Linked DNA regions of Homo sapiens: region 2 is linked to region 1. The links are chromatin contacts, found by Hi-C or POLR2A ChIA-PET in ENCODE. All regions are on one chromosome and are shown on one strand. Each heading gives the region's core, a stretch centred on a gene start or an enhancer-like site at or near the end of the contact. The rest is flanking DNA. Distances are from core to core; before and after follow the strand shown. Region 1 has its middle 33 kb from the start of SLC9A2. Region 2 holds the start of SLC67A2 (solute carrier family 67 member 2).

Evidence for each region. A loop is a pair of places that touch in the nucleus more often than their neighbours do. ChIA-PET counts read pairs that join two places held with the same protein, here RNA polymerase II (POLR2A).
Region 2: a map of Caco-2 shows a loop between it and region 1 (2.7-fold over the local background). The contact joins the promoter of SLC67A2 here to the enhancer-like site in region 1. A Hi-C loop is called at or near these places in 1 of 168 maps with a recorded cell type or tissue (Caco-2). POLR2A ChIA-PET finds 5 or more read pairs at or near these places in 1 of 52 experiments (activated naive CD4-positive, alpha-beta T cell).

Annotation. Positions count from the first base shown.
Region 1 is chr2:102,583,621-102,589,194 of GRCh38, forward strand. No RefSeq gene overlaps it. Among named protein-coding and RNA genes, the nearest start is that of SLC9A2, 33 kb to the right of the region's middle. Within about 2 kb of position 2,636, at least 2 of the 41 ENCODE cell types and tissues checked have a DNase peak (open chromatin) inside an H3K27ac peak, as active enhancers do.
Region 2 is chr2:102,734,823-102,740,396 of GRCh38, forward strand. SLC67A2 (solute carrier family 67 member 2) reads right to left here and starts at 2,066. Exons shown (of 6, transcript NM_032718.5): 1 at 1,824-2,066. The coding sequence starts at 1,988. It also overlaps a transcript of TMEM182 not described here. RefSeq lists a silencer at 1,973-2,182.

The DNA of each region.
Region 1 (5,574 bases), core at 1,386-3,885:
CAACTGTTTTCTGATTGCCATTGTTTCTGATGAGAATTCAGCCATAATTTTACGCTTTCCTCTCTACTTAATGTCTTTTTTTCTGCCTCCTCTTAAGAATTTATCTTTACCATTAATTTTCAGCAGTTTACTATGGTGTGTTCACTTATCTTTCTCTTGTTGTTTTATCCTGCTTGAGTTTCACTGAGATTCTTGGATTTGTATCTCGATGTTTTTACCCAAATTGAAGAAAAATTTTAGCTATTCCTTCAAATATTCTTCTGCATTTTTTTTTCTCTTCTTGTTCTTCTGTGACTTTAATCACATAAATGTTAAACTGCCTGATACTGCCCCACAGATCACTGAAGGGCTGTTTATATATATATGCATTTTATACAGCAGGAGGCATAACAGTGGGATATATCTGTCATCACAGAGCTCAAGTTGTGACCTTTCCCTTAGCTATAGCAACCTAAATTTAATTTATACCTCAAAGTTTACTATAACTTTTCTATCTCTTTCATGAAGCTGGTCCCTAATTCTTCTAGTCAAAATGGGTCATTTCCTCCTGTACATAACAGTTGAATTGTGTTGTTTTTTTTTTAAATAATATGACACTTCCTATTATGTCCAGTGTTTTATTTTTATTTATTTTTTGCTAGGATTTTTGTTGGTTGGTTGATTGATAGTGTTCACTTTCATTTTATAGTTCCAGCACCTGGAACTCATGTTACCTTCCAGTTCTGCCTTATTGTTGGGCATCTTCCAAACTCTACTTCTCTGTAGAGTTGTACAGGCAGCAAATTCTTGTCCCCAAGGAACACTTGCCATTATATACCAGGCCCTTCAGAATGTGGCAAATCCTCCCTGGGAAGCCTCACAAGTGGCTCTTCTGTTTCTTGAGCTCCGGATTAACATGGTCCCCTGCATTCATTTCTGGCAATAACAAGGCTTGTGGAAAATAACAATGGCAAGGATATCAGGGGAAGAATGAGGGCTGAAATGACCAGTTGAAGTAGCATGGAGAACTTGCTCAGCTTATAGCAACGGACTTCTCTAGCTTATTGCCCACGTATGTTCGGATGAATCAGGCCCAGATAGCTGTCTAGGTGGCCTTGCAGCATATTCTCAATGTAATGGTAATGTTAGCAGAAGGACTGTGAAAACTGCGATCCAGTACTCAGATAAAGCCATAAGAGGAGAGTCAACATTTAAGCAGATATAATTTAATATCAGTGAGAGAGATGACATATTTGAAACAGAGTAGAGGATTATATCAGATCCACAGTTCTTTAGAGTTAAATGGAAAAAAAAAATGTATCTTAAGAACCAAAGGAATGCAAAATCTAATTAACCCTCTGGGTTATTGTATAACTTCTGGAGGTCTTTCCCATGTAATTAGTCATTGTATAATTAATTCTGAGATTGGACTACCTGATGACCTCCTATGAGTATTGGAGTAATTGACTTAGCCAACACAAATAGGTGCGATATAGCCCATTTGACTCAAACCAAACATCAGTCATGTCCTGCCTGAAATCTCTGGTTATTAAGACACTTGCCAAGTTGAGAAGCTGTCCCCTAAAACTGCACAGGACAATAATCATCAAGTGGTGTAGAATGCAATAATTGTTTACTTAATGGGAAAATATCTTTCAATGGCAGAAAGACTTAAAACTAAATATAGAAAATATTTGAGAGAATCAAATGTATGGTATTAATATCTTTGAAATAAGAAATCTGTGCATGATTCTTTACATATATATGTATAACTCAAAATTTTAACTTGATAGAAACAACAGATTGGCCTCATAATTCCAATTTGAAGTATATTTTTAAGCAATTGAAAGACTCATGATTTTTAAGTAGACATCTTAGTAAAATTAAAAATATCAATGAAAAGCTTAAGATAATTCAAATTTCTGAATAATTATAAGTTTGATTCATCAAAATTTTAAGAGTTTTTTTTTTAATTATGGAGGTTTTAACCTAAACGTATGTATATTAACCTTAAAATATCGGTTTGAGGTGTTAAGAGGAGTTTTCCTGTTTGTAAAGTAGATAGAACATTAGCCAAAGGCCCTTTTAAAGGTGATTGTTAAAATTTGCTAGATAATAATAATAATACATTTATGATTAACTTTTAAAAACCAAAGTAAACCTCCACAATGCTTTCCCATGCACAAGGCAGCCCTGCAAAACACACATTATTTAATGTGAACTAATCTCTTTGCTAAGCTTTCTGCTTGTTTGCCTTTCCATTTGGCTTTTTTTCAAACCTCCTCGAAGATGCCTTCAGGCCTGGGGGTGGCAGGACAGAATCACTAGGTGACACCCAAAGACCATGAAAAGAGTTGCCAGATGGATGAGCACTGTGAGGTTGGAGAGAGACAGGGAAGCTAGGAGAGAGGCAGGGAAGGCTTCGGAAGTCATCAGAAGCTTTTCAAGAGACTACAGACGACCCCTGGCTACAACTGGGGAAGGCCAAGTTTTATCCCTAAGTACACACTGTACCCGTCCACCTTTGGATCCAGCTCCTGATGTTTGGTCTTATTATCTTCAATGATAAGGAATGAGGAGTCAGAGCGTGTTTCTCCCTGAAAGCCAGTGTGACTCCTTGTTTCTGAGATTCTTTTGTTAGTCTTTGCTTGTTGAGGTTTTGTCTTTCCCTAAGGGTGAATTCCCTGGCACAATGGACCACTCCCAGCTCTATGCGGGTGCTTTAGCTGGCAAAAGAACTGAGGTTGAAATATGAGATTGACTTTCTGGGTGAGGTTCCTGTTTGTTCAAAGCCACCTCCTATCTTTCTCCTCTGAAGCCACCAAAGAAAACTCTGAAGATCCCGGAGTGACCCTTAATTAGCTCAGGAAGGAGGTACAGGGTAGCTGAAATAGAACTCCTTTCTTTTCTCTATAGCAAATACAGTCAGGGCCAAAAGCCTTTTATGGACTAATCATTTTTCCCTGGTTTGATCTATTATCTGGGTACATTGCAACAACTTTGCCTCTGTTCCTTTTAGACAAACAGCTAGGTTTTGAGTGAGTGATTTCTTTAGCTCCAGCAGCTACGATTTTGGGAGTGCCCAGCCATTATCTTCAAATGGCTATTCTCTTTCGTTTGGGGAAATGCAGTGGTAAAACATCAGAGCTGGTCCTGCGGAAATAACGAAGTGGCCAAGGTCATCGAAAGGATCTGGCCTGTTGTTCCTCTGCTTGCCCCTGCCCACCTCCAGGCCTCAACACCAACCTCCGCTTATCAAAATATGTTCGTAGGAAAATTCAGAACAAGCACGTTCCATTTTGGTATGTTAGATGTCTCAGAACACCAGCATCTGAGCCAAGTTTGAGAAAAGTGAATTTCAGGCAGGAAAGTGGCTTAAAAGGGTTTTTTGGGGAAAGAGGGACTTCCCTCTCATACTAAGGACAGCCTTCCTAAAAGGAAATGCACAGATTAGCATACAAATTCAAACTAAAACAAAAATTGGTCTAAACTAGTATTTTGGCTGAACTTGAACTAACTCAGAGTGGTTACTTTAAGTCCAAACTAAACACTAGAAAGCATTCTCTCAACAGTCTAGAATGTATCTTTAACCAAAGTTGAAAGAAATATGAGATTATGCCATCTTAGATTTGCCACATGATTTTAAATTGCTTTTTTTTCGAGGCTTTCAATTGAAGCAATTGGACAAGTAGAAAGATTTAAAAAGTTTTTTTCTGGACATTTGGACATATGAAATATTTTCTCGGGATTAAGGGTAATCACACTTAAAATAATACTTACTTGTTACACTAACATTTTATCTTAATGATTCTCAACCTTCATTGTGGGTAGAAGAATCACTCACCTGGGGAGAGAGTAGAATGATGGTTACCAGAGTCTGGGAAGGATAGTGAGGGAGAGGGGGAAGTAGCGATGGTTAATGGATACAAAAACAATGGAAAGAATACGATCGAGTATTTGATAGCACAACAGGGTGACTTTAATCAGTAATAATTAAATTGTACATTTAAAAAAGCTAAAAAGGGCCGGGCGCAGTGGCTCATGCCTGTAATTCCAATACTTTGGGAGGCCGAGGCAGGCGGTTCACTTGAGTCCAGGAGTTCGAGACCAGCCTGGCCAACGTGGCGAAATCCCATCTCTACTAGAAATGCAAAAATTAGCTGGGTGTAGTGGCACATGCCTGTAATCCTAGCTATTCAGGAGGCTGAAGCAGCAGTATCACTTGAACCTGGGAGGTGGAGGCTACAGTGAGCCGAGATCATGCCACTGCACTCCAACCCGGGTGACGGAATGAGATTCTGTTTCAAAATAAATACATAAATAAATACATAAATAAATAAGTATAGCTGGATTGTTTGTAACACAAAGGATAAGTGCTGGAGGTGATAGCTACTCCATTAACCTTGATATGATTATGACACATTGCACATCTGTATCAAAATATCTCATGTAACCCACAAATATATACACTATGTAACCACAAAAAATAAAAATTAAAAAAAATTAAAAAGGATCACCTGGGGAATTTAAAAGCTCAGATGTCTATACACCCTTCCGCCTTTCTCCTTCAAGTGATCTAGTTGATCTGTGCTGGAGCCCAGGAATCTACATTTTTGAGAACTACATCAAGTGTTTGATCTTGGGTAAACCAGAGTGTTTCATTTAGACTGCAGCACTCTGTAACCAATTCTAGTGTAAAGGCTCTTTTTCTGGGCCGGACCTGCGCTGCGTGACCCAGCCTCTGTTTCTCCCCTTGCCTGCCCTGCTTCCTCCCCGAGGAGCTAAGCCCTGTTGTGCTTGTTTCCTTGGTGTCTAATTTAATCCCTGGTTATGATTTATGTCCTTTGGGCAGGTGCTAATCACATGGGAAACAAATTCTCCCTTGCTGAGGCTTCAATGCTCCCAGAATAAGCTTTATACCCTTAAGAAAATGATCCATCTGAAACTGTCATGTGGATTTGATTATCACACTTCACACAAAAAAAGGCACATCTAAAAAAGCAATGGTATGATTAAAGTGTTATAGAAGGTTTCATAGGAGGTAGAATAAATAGGTTAGAATCTGTATATCTGGAAAGTTGAAAATTCCCTAGAGGTAAAACCACGGAGACCGACCAGTAGAACCAGGTGGTGCCGTGGAGATCATGAAGTGCTGGCACCTCACTCCAGAGACATTGCAAACACGTAGGTAAGAGCAAAACCAGCCTGGCCTTCTCTTCTTAAAAAACTCAAAAGACCTATTCCAGATTGGAAGAGATAGTTTTGGGAAGATAAAAGCAATACATTGCCCAACAAATTATGGATTAAATATAGGCAACTTATTACTAGCAATAAATCACCTAAAAGATTTTAAGAATATTCTTGAGACTTTAATGTATGTTGCACACATGATGAAATAATTAAGAAAAAATAAATGTATTCAGACTCATCTCTAACATTTGAAAGAGACCAGGATTATGTCTTGCAAAGGGTTGTGTTTTTTTTTTGGTTTTTAATTGCTGATTTGCTAAAACCAGACTTTTCCTCTTGAAGTGGCTGGTAACACAAAGCCTCAGCACATCTGTAAAGCAGCATGCATCATAGAAGAAGCACAGT
Region 2 (5,574 bases), core at 816-3,315, 150 kb after region 1:
TATGATAAATTGTGAATATTCAAATCTGTATTGGAAGGCTGACCTTAACAAATGATCTGCGAATTGCTTTGTTTTATTCTAATACTAAAACTACTTTGAATTCTAAGTCAAATTCTCTGAACCCTAGTCTGGACTTTCCAGGTAAGGGCTCAAATGTTTTCATCTGGCTGAACCAGCCCAAGTCCCTTCTGAGACAGGACAGCAGTAGCTTGGGACCCATAACTAAAAAGGCTGGATGTCAGCCAACTCCTCTCCAAGAACCACCCATACTCACTGGTTGTGAATTCTAGGTGCCTAGACTGAAAAGTAGAAGAAGCATCCCCATGCTGAGAATGAACTACTAGATTAAAGGAATAGTGGTCAGAAGGAGTGCCAGTCTCTGAAGTTAAAGGCATGGAGCTGGAGGGTGGATCCTGCAATGGCCTAGAGGCAGAGAAATCCTCTCTAAAAAGCCGCCCTCCCTGAAGACCTTGTGTTTCTGGGCTTGCAGCAATTTGATGAACATGCTTTCATGGTGATCTTAACTATTAACTCAACATAGAGTTGCTACCAACTGAACGCCTTGCATGGAGGTGGTGGCATGGAGAGTGCATGAAACTGGGAGAAGTGGTGGTCTTGATCTGCATCTGGGCAGAAAACGATGACTCCCTGCCAGGGCCCAGTGCCATCAGATACTATCTTCAAGGCCTCAAAGGCAGCCTTCTCCCATTGACACTTATCGCAGCTTCCTTACCCTCAAGATACTGGATTAGCTCACACTCAGGGCTGAATCAGGCCTAGCCTTGGAAAGGGAGGAGTGCAGAGGTGGATCTAGGGTTCTTGCAGATAATGGCCCAGAAACTACCAACATCAGCTTACTTGTAAGACTGAATTCTTCTGTGGCAGAACTGTGGATTACAATAGTGAAGCTCCGCAGCACCTGCCACATGGCAGGTGTTCAGAAATGCCATGAATCAGCTTACTAAACTTTCCATTCTACGTGGGAAATTAGCACTCAGGGAGCAAACCAGGACACGCGCGCGCGCACACACACACACACACACACACGATGAAACCAAACCGCCATTGTGCAATGCACACCCTTTGTCCAAAGGTAGATGGGTACAATTCACTCTGATCTGCATTTTTAAACATTCAAGTCAACCGAGAGCTCTAGTGAAAATGCACCCAATTCTGTACAAGTGGGGTCATCAACAGCGGCTTCTCCAGCCTGGTCTGGTAAAAAAGCAAACCACAGGCACACACATCATGATGAAACCAAACCTACGCTGTGCAATGCGCAGTTTGTCGAAAGGCAGATGGGTAAAATTCACTCTGATCTGCATTTTTTAATATTTAAGTCAACCAAGAATCCTAGTGAAAATGTGCCTAAATCTGTCCAAGCGGGGTCAAGAGCGGCCTCCCCTGCCTGTTCTGGTAAAAAGGCTTGCGTGTCCCTACCTCACCAGCAGCCGCACAGCAGCTGGGCTTTTCCAAGCTTGCCCACACCCCTGTTCTCCGCCCTGCAAAAGCTGCACCTGCCACAGCATTTAACACCTGGTCACACCTGAGGTTGGTACCAGGGCTTCTCAAAAGGCAGGGAAGGGAAGACGTTCCGCGAACGGGGTGCAAGAGAAAGCGCGAGGGGCAATAAAGCAGTGTGGCCAGATGCAGACTGAAGTGGGTGATAGGGCAAGAGGAGAGCTTGATAGGTAGTGAGGCACTCACCAGGCGGACTGCGGGTTCCCACTCCCTGGGAGCTCCCCGGAAGCTCCAAGAACCGCCTGGGTCCCCAGGCCCGAACACAGTCAGCACTTGCTCCCAGCCCCCACGCTCGCACTCACCAAGAAGCCCACCAAGTAGAGACAGAGCAGGAAGCGGCGGGCTCCGACGGCACCGGAGTCGGCAGCCTCCGCCTCGGTTCCTGTCTTCTGCTCCTGTTTCCGCTCTGCGGTCTCCGAGACCAGCCTCGGGGCCGAGTTCATGTCCCAGTGACCCCCAAGCTCCATACCCGCGCCGGCCGGGGGTCGGACGCAGCAGCAGCCGCGGACCTACCCCGGGAGCCCAGCCCCGCCCCGAGCGGAAGCAGGAGGCGCGCGCCTGCGCAGAGAGAGGGGGCGGGTGCTACCTGGCAGCTCCGCGGGTGCGTGGCCGGTGCTGGCTGGGAGTTCTGGTCTCAGGCAAGGTGGGGACTGGGCACATCATCAATACGGTAAGCACACACCAGTTTGTGATGATAATGATGATGCTCTTTGTTTCCTCTGGGTACAGACCCTGCTGCCCCTATCGTTGGAGGACAGGAGGGAATTGTATTGAGCTTCACTTCCTCCTATGGAGTTGTGCTAGGAGGTGACCAACTCCAGCTTGAAGATCCACAGACCCTGGCCACCAGTTGGTTGTGACAGACCTAGGATACGTTAACGTGGCTCTCCAAGCTTTCGTTTGCCTATTTAAAAAGCAGTAGGAAATAATGTAGTCCAACTTCTAGAGGTGTGAGAATTCTACACATGCTTCTTAAGATCCTTTCTGGTGCAGTGCAATGTGAACAAACCATAGATGGTCTATGCCTGAGTTGAGATTACAGTCTCATGGAGTAAAAATAATAAGCACGCAGTAAATAAACATAAATAAAAATACTAAACATGCAATGAAAAAGCATAAAATAAGTAAAATAATATGGTGATAATATAAAGAAGCACGGTCTTGATGTGGAAAGTAATGAGGTGGGGAGTGAGCTACTTTAGAAAAGCAGTTTGGAGGAGGTGACATGTAAGCTGAGAAGAGTGGAAAGAAGATATGTGTGGCTGAAACTTCCTCATCAAACTGAGAGGTCAGCAGGAGTGCAGACCATTTAGGACCCAGAAGGCCATAACAGAGATTTGGGGTTTATTCTGAGTGCAGTGAAAGGAATTAAGTGAGTGCATGACACCAAAAGATGCCTTTAAATTACTTAGCAAAGCCCATGACACATGGTAAGTAATAAATGTTAACAATAGTGACTAGCCCCTCTTTTCTTTAGAACTTGTTATTTATTCCTCTTTCACTGTGGGATCAAGAAGACTCTGACATTTTACTGAGATTTTGCTCAAAATCTCAATTTACTTGTGTAGGTTGCTAATTCTGAGATCTGTTAAATTCAGTGTTGCAAAGTTTCTCATGGGAGGTGGCACTGAATAGGGAGAAGTGGAATACTGATACTTAGAATTAAGACATATAATTGAATCCAGGTGAAACTGTCAATCGTGAACCCCCAAGTTATTCTGAGACTCCTTTGCAGGAGAACTAGTTTGCTCTCCTATAGCTGAGGAAACTAGTCTTTTTGTGCTTGAAATTTTGTGAGTAACTCATCTGGGAAAGGCGCCTTGAAAGGGCTGCTCATGTTAACCCATTAAAACCACTCACTGTGGCTACTAAATACATAGCTAGGGTGAAATTTTAGCATGCTCTGGTGACAGGTACACATTATAACCTAGGAGGACATCTCATACACGCCAAAAGAATTGGAAGTCACGGCCAGGCGCGGTGGCTCACACCTGTAATCCCAGGACTTTGGGAAGCCAGGGTGGGCAGATCACAAGGTCAAGAGATCGAGACTATCCTGGCCAACATGGTGAAACCCTGTCTCTACTAAAAATACAAAAAATTTAGCTGGGCGTGGTGGTGCGCGCCTGTAGTCCCAGCTACTTGGGAGGCTGAGGCAGGAGAGCTTGAACCCGGGAGGCAGAGGTTGCAGTGAGCTGAGATCGCCCCACTGCACTCCAGCCTGGCAACAGAGGGAGACTCTGTGTAAAAATAATAATAATAAAAGATTTGGAAGTCTCTGCTAATATATAATCAATGTAAACTTTAGAAACCTGGGGGAGAGATTTCTAAGGGTGTCAGACAAAAAAAGGGAATAATATAACACTAAATTAGGCAGAATTCACTAGTATAGATGCATTTACAACATATACCGATGTAATATGTTAGCTTGTGCAGCTGGAGGCAGCTCTAGTAGTTTAGTCAGTTGGTTGAAATTTAGACTCAAAGATGGCCTATATTTAATGATGTTCAGATGCCAGAGTTTTCCTGGCAAAATGTGGATAAAGGACTCCAAAAGTTTTGGAAAAATGACAATGTCAGAGTGGATTTATTATGTATGACTTGCAAGCCTAATACTCAAATATATTCCACGAAGAGGCCAAGACGACACTTCCTGCACTAAGGCACTGAGGAATGTATTAGTGAGAGATGCACTTGCAGTTTTGAAAAGATTTGCGATTGCTCTCTTTTGTAGGCCAGGTATAGCCATAGAGGATACCACCTTTAAGATAAGCTCTCTGATTATATGAGGAAAAGATTTCCAGATTATCAGAGGCCAGGTCATAGCACTTAAACTCAGAAGACAAGGTGGACACATTTACTTTTAAGGTCAGCAGGAGTGTACCAGTCACCAGAATGCCTTGACCTGCAGGGATCTTTGACTATGGCTAATTGATTATAGCATCCCTGGGAATGAAATAAACAGAAAGCCTACCAATGATGAATACCCCAAGCTCAGTGTTCCTCAATTTTGATGTATAGCGTTCATATGGGTCCACTGCTGACATGGTTTGGATCTGTGTCCCCAAGAAACCTCATGTCGAATTGTAGTCCCCAGTGTTGGAGGTGGGGCCTGGTGGGAGGTTATTGGATCATGGGAGTGGTTTCTCACGAATGGTTTAGCCCCATCCTCTTGGTGCTGTTCTCATGATAGTGAGTTAGTAAGGGAGTTCTTGTGAGATCTGGTTGTTTAAAAGTGTGCAGCACCTCCCCTTCATTCTCTCTTGCTCCTGCTCCTGCCACGTGAGATGCCTAGCTCCTCCTTTGCTTCCACCATGATTGTAAGTTTTCTGAGGCCTGTCCAGAAGCCAAGCAGATGCCTCCATGCTTCCTGTACAGTCTGTGGAACTGTGAGCCAATTAAACCTCTTTTCTTTATAAATTACCCAGTCTCAGGTATTTCCTTATAGCAATGCAAGAATGGACTAATACAACCTCCATGAGATGTAGAGGCATGGAAAACTCATGCAAATATGCTGATGTTTATGCTGCTCGCTGTGTCATGAGTGATAAAATCCTTTGTCTCTGATCCAGTCGTCCTATGTCTTCTGCTGGCATTCATGAAATTGTAATAGGCTAACTTAGTTCTTACTTGGGGTGAATGGGATGAGATAAAATCAAAGACCCAAGAGAGACCTGTACACTGAAAAATATTGCTCAGAAATGGGAAAAATTTCAAAATAAATGAAATATAACGTGATTGTGAACTGGGAGACTAGATATTATTAAGATGACCATTCTCATTTATGGTGTACTGCATGTAACTATGTGTCATTTGATTTGTTAATGAGTAAAATACTGTAGCAAGAATTGGTGGGAATATGAACTGATATGTTTTGGCTTTGTGTTCCCACGCAAATCTCATCTTGAACTGCAGTTCCCTTAATCCCCATGTGTTGTGGGAGGGACCAAGTGGGACATAATTGAATCATGGAGGTGGTTACCTCCATGCTGTTCTCGTGATAGTGAGTGAGTTCTCAAGAGTACTGATGGTTTTATAAGGGGCTTTTCCCCC